Linked DNA regions of Homo sapiens: region 1 is linked to region 2. A link is an interaction called in ENCODE POLR2A ChIA-PET data of the cell type or tissue named here. Cell type or tissue: K562. All regions are shown on one strand. Each heading gives the region's core, and the rest is flanking DNA. Links, peaks and the distances in the headings are about the cores only. Region 1 overlaps GPBP1L1 (GC-rich promoter binding protein 1 like 1). Region 2 overlaps MAST2 (microtubule associated serine/threonine kinase 2).

Region 1 (2,922 bases), core at 123-2,622, 270 kb before region 2:
ACAACCCTAGGAGAAGGTACTATTATTGTTCCTATTTAACAGATGAAGAAACAGGCAAACAGTCTCATTTAAATAATTCACTCAAAGTCACAAAGCTGTAAGCAGCAAAGCTGAGATTCGAACCCAAATGGTCTGGCTACAAAGCCAACCACTGATTACCATACTATGCCATTTCTCTGTGTGCTATGGTGGAAACTATGCTTTGGAATCACAGAAAGCGGCCCAAATCTCCATCTCTATGTTACCGAAATTACTTAACTTCTTGGAACCTCTGTATATCTCTTGTAGAAGGGTTAATATCTACTTCTTTAAATAGTAAGGAATAATAAGATTACATAATTGACTCTATTACAGCATCTGAGTTTATGAAGCCCACAATAAATGGTTCCTATTGCCCTTCCTGCCATACATGGTAAGACGAATTAAAAAGTAGAAAAATTTACTAACAGCACAAAAACTGGAAAAGCTCTACTTTCAAATTAACTAAACAGCCCCAAAACCAACTTTTCTATATACTTATAAACTTTAAAGATAGCAATAATTCAGACAATAACTTTTTTATATACCAAACTTTTAAACTTAAGCAGAAACAGAGTTTGCAAGCTCAATTTAAAGTATAGCTAAACTTAACCAAATGAGATTTTTCTGGGGGAAAAAACTTACTCCACACAAATAGACCTACTGCTCAGAAAAGGGTACTAAAACTTTGTTCATTCTGGTGATTCTCTAGGCTGACCTCTGGTTAACAAAAGGCAAAGTGGTTTTTATCTTAGAAAAGGAAGGTGAACTTAATGACTTTGTTAAAATCAACTCCTTTAAGAGTAATTGCTTTTTATGTTATCCTCCAACTATTAAGTATTATCTGTTAAACCGTAAAGTTCTTTGTTTTATGGTCATCTAGATACTCCCAATCCCTAGTTTCTTAACAAAAATAAATGATTGAGCTGTTTTAGCTGAAAAATGATTCAGCTAACAGATCAATTATTTGCCTTAGTAAAGAAAAATAATAGGCTCTTTTAAATGTTTGCCTAGCACGTTTGAAATCACCTATAAAAATTCAATTTACATAACATTAGAAATATATCTACCTCAGTTAAAGTATACCTGTGGACAAAAGTTCAGTTCCTCTTACTGAACTATTTTCCAAGTTTGATTATAGGCTGTTTGAGGCAGATTTCAGTGGGAAATAGGAAACACTAAGTCTGATTTAGAAGTAACTTGGGCAATTAGGTCTCTAACAGCACAACCACGTATTAAATTCCAGACAACAGCAACTACAGCCACTTAGGGGGTATGTTATTTTTCCCCTCATCTATCTGAACAACCATAAATACACCAAAATTTGCCTTTCCCATTAGTTTTTTTTTTTTTAGTTGGAATCCTTTAAAATTTTGTCTGCCTTTCATCTTTTAGACCAACAGTCTTACTTTCATGTTTAAAGGCAGTGACCATAACAGTCAAGTTAAACACAACAACTTAGATTGCCTAAATTTGAATATAGGCCTTTTTTTTTTTTTTTTTTTTTTTTTTTTGAGAGGGAGTCTCGCTCTGTCCCCAGGTTGGAGCGCAGATCTCGGCTCACTGGAAGCTCTGCCTTCCGGATTCATGCCATTCTCCAGCCTCAGCCTCCCGAGTAGCTGGCACTACAGGCGCCTACCACCACGCCCAGCTAATTTTTTGTATTTTTAGTAGAGACGGGGTTTCACAGTGTTAGCCAAGATGGTCTCCATCTCCTGACCTCGTGATCCGCCCGCCTCGGCCTCCCAAAGTGCTGGGATTACAGGCGTGAGCCACCGCGCCCGGCCTGAATATAGACTGTTACCTACCAGCTGGATGAATCTCTGGACTCCTTTTCCTCAACTACAAAATAGGGTATAAAACAGTATCTACTTAGACCTGGCGCTGTGGCTCACGCCTGTAATCCCAACACTTTGGGAGGCCAAAGTGAGCAGATTGCTTGAGTCCCTGAGTTCGAGACCATTGCTTGAGTCCCTGAGTTCGAGACCAGCTTGGCAATAGGATGAACCCTCCCCCTCCTCTCTAATAAAATACAAAAAAAAAAAAAAAAAAAAATTAGCTGGGTGCGGTGGCACGCACCTGTCGTCCCAGCTACTAGGGAGGTTGAGGTGGGAGGACTGCTTAAGCCTGAGAGGTGGAGGCTGCAGTGAGCTGAAATCATGCCACCGCACTCCAATCTGGGTGACAGAGTGAGACCCCGTATCAAAAACAAAACAAAACAAATAAACCAGTATACTTATAAAAGTAAACAACAAGCCGGGCGGGGGCGGTGGCTCATGACTATAATCCCAGCACTTTGGGAGGCCAAGGCAGGCGGATCACCTGAGGTCAGGAGTTCAAGACCAGCCTGGCCAACATGGTGAAACCCATCTCTACTAAAAATACAAAAAATTAGCCAGGCGTAGTGGTGAGCCCCTGTAATACCAGCTACTCGGGAGGCTGAGACAGGTGAATCGCTTGAACCCAGGAGGCGGAGGTTGCAGTGAACAGAAATCAAGCCACCGCACTCCAGCCTGGGCAACAAGAGCGAAACTCCGTCTCAAAAAAAAAAAAAAAAAAAGAAAAAGAAAAGAAAAGAAGGAAAAAAAAGTAAGTAACAAATACAAAGCACTTTAAACAGCAGTCAGTCCCTGGCACATCAGAGTTATAGCCATAAAATAAAGATATGCAATCTTCTGAAGTATGATTCACGATTGTGTCTTATCTTTAACTCAAAATTAAAAATGAATTACAAGCAGAAATGTGCACCAGATTTCTTATCATTCTAAATTTAAATGGTTGAATGTGTCCTCCTCAGCTAAGCATTTTAACAGCCACTGATGAGCAATCTAGTAAATTGAATTCGCTCAAAATAAAGGTTTCCCCAAGAGTTCCCCCCACACCACAAATCAAGAGCTCTGATAA
Region 2 (2,922 bases), core at 218-2,717:
GGAATTCTGACTACCTGCTTCTGTGGAAATACATTCATTTGTTCAATAAACACTTGTCGAAAACCTCCTATGCCCTGTGTACTATTTCTAGGTGATTGGGATACCTCTTAGAGCTCACTCTAGAAAAGAAGAAACAGACAGTAAACATAGTTTATGTAGTATGTTAGAAGATGACAAATGCTATTGGGAAAAAAGGTAGACCAAAGGGGATTCAGGAAAACAGAAAATTGGGAAGGTGACATTAGAATAAAGCCTTGAAGGAGTGAGGGATTTTGCCATTGTGTAGTTGAAGGAAGGACATTGCAAGTAAAGGGAACAGTTAACGCTGGTCCTAGTAGCTAGAAGTGCCTGTGCAAAATTAGCAGCCTGTGGAAGGTTTTGAGCAGAGGAATGAAATAATCAGATGTGTGCTTTAAAAGAATCACTGTGGCTTGCTCATATTAAGAACAGATTAGGGTAGAAGACAAGAGTAAACCAGAGAGACTAGTTAGGAGGGTATTGAAATCCAGGTAAGCAATAAATAATATATCAATAATAATATAATGGATACGTAATAATATCTCCCTTTATTGGGGAGGGAATATGTATTTTTTTCCCACTCTCACTTCCCCATCTTAACCAGGACATCTTGGTTGTTACTCTGAAATATTATAGCATCTGGAAGTGCTTGACTGTAACCAGCTCCACATTCTTCTTTATATTGTTTACACTTACTGAAACAGAAGTGATCTTTTCCTCATTCTAAATTCTAAAAGGTGCCTGCCAAGTACTATCCAGTCACGGAGTGCTCAAGTTCCTAGGAGCAGCTAGACCTCTGAGATTTGGAGACTGGAGAGACCTAAGGGATCTGCAACCAGACATCTTATTCCATACCCTTTGTTGCTTCACAGTGGGAAGCAGGCTTCCTAAGTAAATTTACAGCAGCTCTTGCAGGGGTCAGATTTTCCGAGTGCCTGCTAGTTGCTGGAGGGAGGGGTTTTTGAAGGCTAGAAACGATCTACTACTCTCCAAATGTGGTTACAATTCAACATTGTCACAGAGAATGCACGATATGCCTTAGCCCTTGTTCTTGCTGTTGACTGAGATGACCATGGCGAGGTATGTAAGAAATTGAAATGCCAAGTCTCACTCCAAGTAGCCAAGTGACTGGGATGATTTAACACCAGTCTTTGCATGAGGTAGCTCCGGGGGCTTCCAGGCTACCACCCGTCCGCTGAGAGTTAGTGTACCCAACTCTGCAGATATCCAGTACTTCATCTTACTGGAATGAAAGAATTAAGACTTGCCCTTTATCTTCTTAGGATCCTGGGGAAATGGCCAGAGCCTGTTGAAATGGAAAAATTAGCCAGTTCCTTGTTGTGGATCTCAGCTGAGTCATGGTATCTGTAGCAGAGTGTCTGACCTTTTTTTCCCCTGGCAGCTGTTAAAGATTTGCCAAGTGAGATTATGTGTACCTTTATAAAAAGGCATGTGGCCTGGAAATACGATCTTTAGTGTTTTGGCTTTTATTTTAAATTTTAAATAAGGTTAAGGCAAATGAAGCTGGAATTAATTATCCGTCCCTGAAGTTTCAAGACATTTTCACTTTCAGACACAAGGATTTAGATATAACAGTTTGATTTACCTTTCATAGGCCAGGTATACATGTATCTTCTTTATTTTAATCCTTGTAACAAATCATACTCATCCATTCATTTAACAAATACTTATTGAGAGCCTACTGTGTGCCAGGCAGCGTTCTAGGTATTGAGGAGTGCAGCAGTACACAAAGCATACAAAAGCCCCTGCCCTCATACAGTTTAATTTCTGATGAGAAGAGAGACAACAAAATGAATGTGCAAAATATATACCATCATATATATATTGGGGATTAGTTCCAGGACCCACACGGATACCAAAATCTGCAGATGCCCAAGTCTCTTATATAAAAGAGCATACATAATATTCGCATATAACCTATACACATCTTCCTGTATACTTTAAATCATCTCTAGATTATTTATAATATCTAATACAAAGCAAATCCCTGCAAATAGCTGTTATACTATATTTTTAAAATTTATATTATTTTAAAAGTTTTAAAAAATATTTTCCACCCATAGTTGGTTGAATCCATGGATGTGGAACCCACATGCTGACTGTAGTGTGTTAGATGATGATAAGTGCTAGGAGAAAAATATATCAAGAAAGGGGGATAGAGAGTTTGGGAGGGTTTGCAATTTTAAATAGAATGATCGGGGAAAATTCACCCAGAAGATTGTACTTGAGCAAAGACCTGAAGGAAGAGGGGAGCAAGCCTTGAGGCAACCTGGGAGAAACATAGGCAAAGGAAATCCCAATTGTAAAGGCCCTGAGATGGGTGGCTCGCTTGGCATTTTCTAAGAAAGGCGAGGAGGCCGGTGTGGCTGGAGAGTGAGCAGGAGGGAGAGAGGTCATGGAGAATCCAGACCATATAATGCCTTGTAGGCCATCATCAGAACTGGCTTTTTCTCTCAGTGAGACAAGGAGAATTTTAAATGGAAGAGGGACATGATGTTGCTTACATTTTAAAATTTTTGTATAGTTTTATTGAGGTATGATTGGAATATAATAGATTGTATGACTGTGATAATGAACATGAAGATAATGAACAGATCTATAACTCTCAGAAGTTTCCTCATGACTATCTATAATCCATTCCTTGCTTCTCATTGGGCAACTACTAATCTGCAGTCTGTCACTATAGATTAGTTAGCATTTTCTATAATTTTATATAAATGGAATTGGATCAACTAAACAATTTGTCCTTGTGAGTCCCACCAGTGAAATTTCTTAATTGTGGTGGGTCAAATTCAAATTTTATTTTTTTAGTGGTTCTACTTTTGAGAAAATTTTTATTTCACCTCTCCCAATGGATAGATGTTTATTTCAAGATACATTGCA

What was found. Peaks named below come from ENCODE experiments on the same cell type or tissue, not always from the same donor. Only the 100,000 strongest peaks of a DNase experiment are listed, where the experiment ranks them.
Region 1: POLR2A ChIA-PET joins it to region 2 with 5 read pairs; 3 of 35 experiments call an interaction of 5 or more read pairs at or near these places.

What each region holds. Positions count from the first base shown.
Region 1 is chr1:45,681,700-45,684,621 of GRCh38, forward strand. The region is part of intron 2 of GPBP1L1 (GC-rich promoter binding protein 1 like 1); the gene reads right to left. Among named protein-coding and RNA genes, the nearest start is that of GPBP1L1, 3.4 kb to the right of the region's middle. In K562, for the core only: no CTCF peak of the experiment used is centred there; no DNase peak of the experiment used is centred there.
Region 2 is chr1:45,953,341-45,956,262 of GRCh38, forward strand. The region is part of intron 4 of MAST2 (microtubule associated serine/threonine kinase 2); the gene reads left to right. Among named protein-coding and RNA genes, the nearest start is that of MAST2, 150 kb to the left of the region's middle. In K562, for the core only: no CTCF peak of the experiment used is centred there; a DNase peak (open chromatin) is centred at 1,371.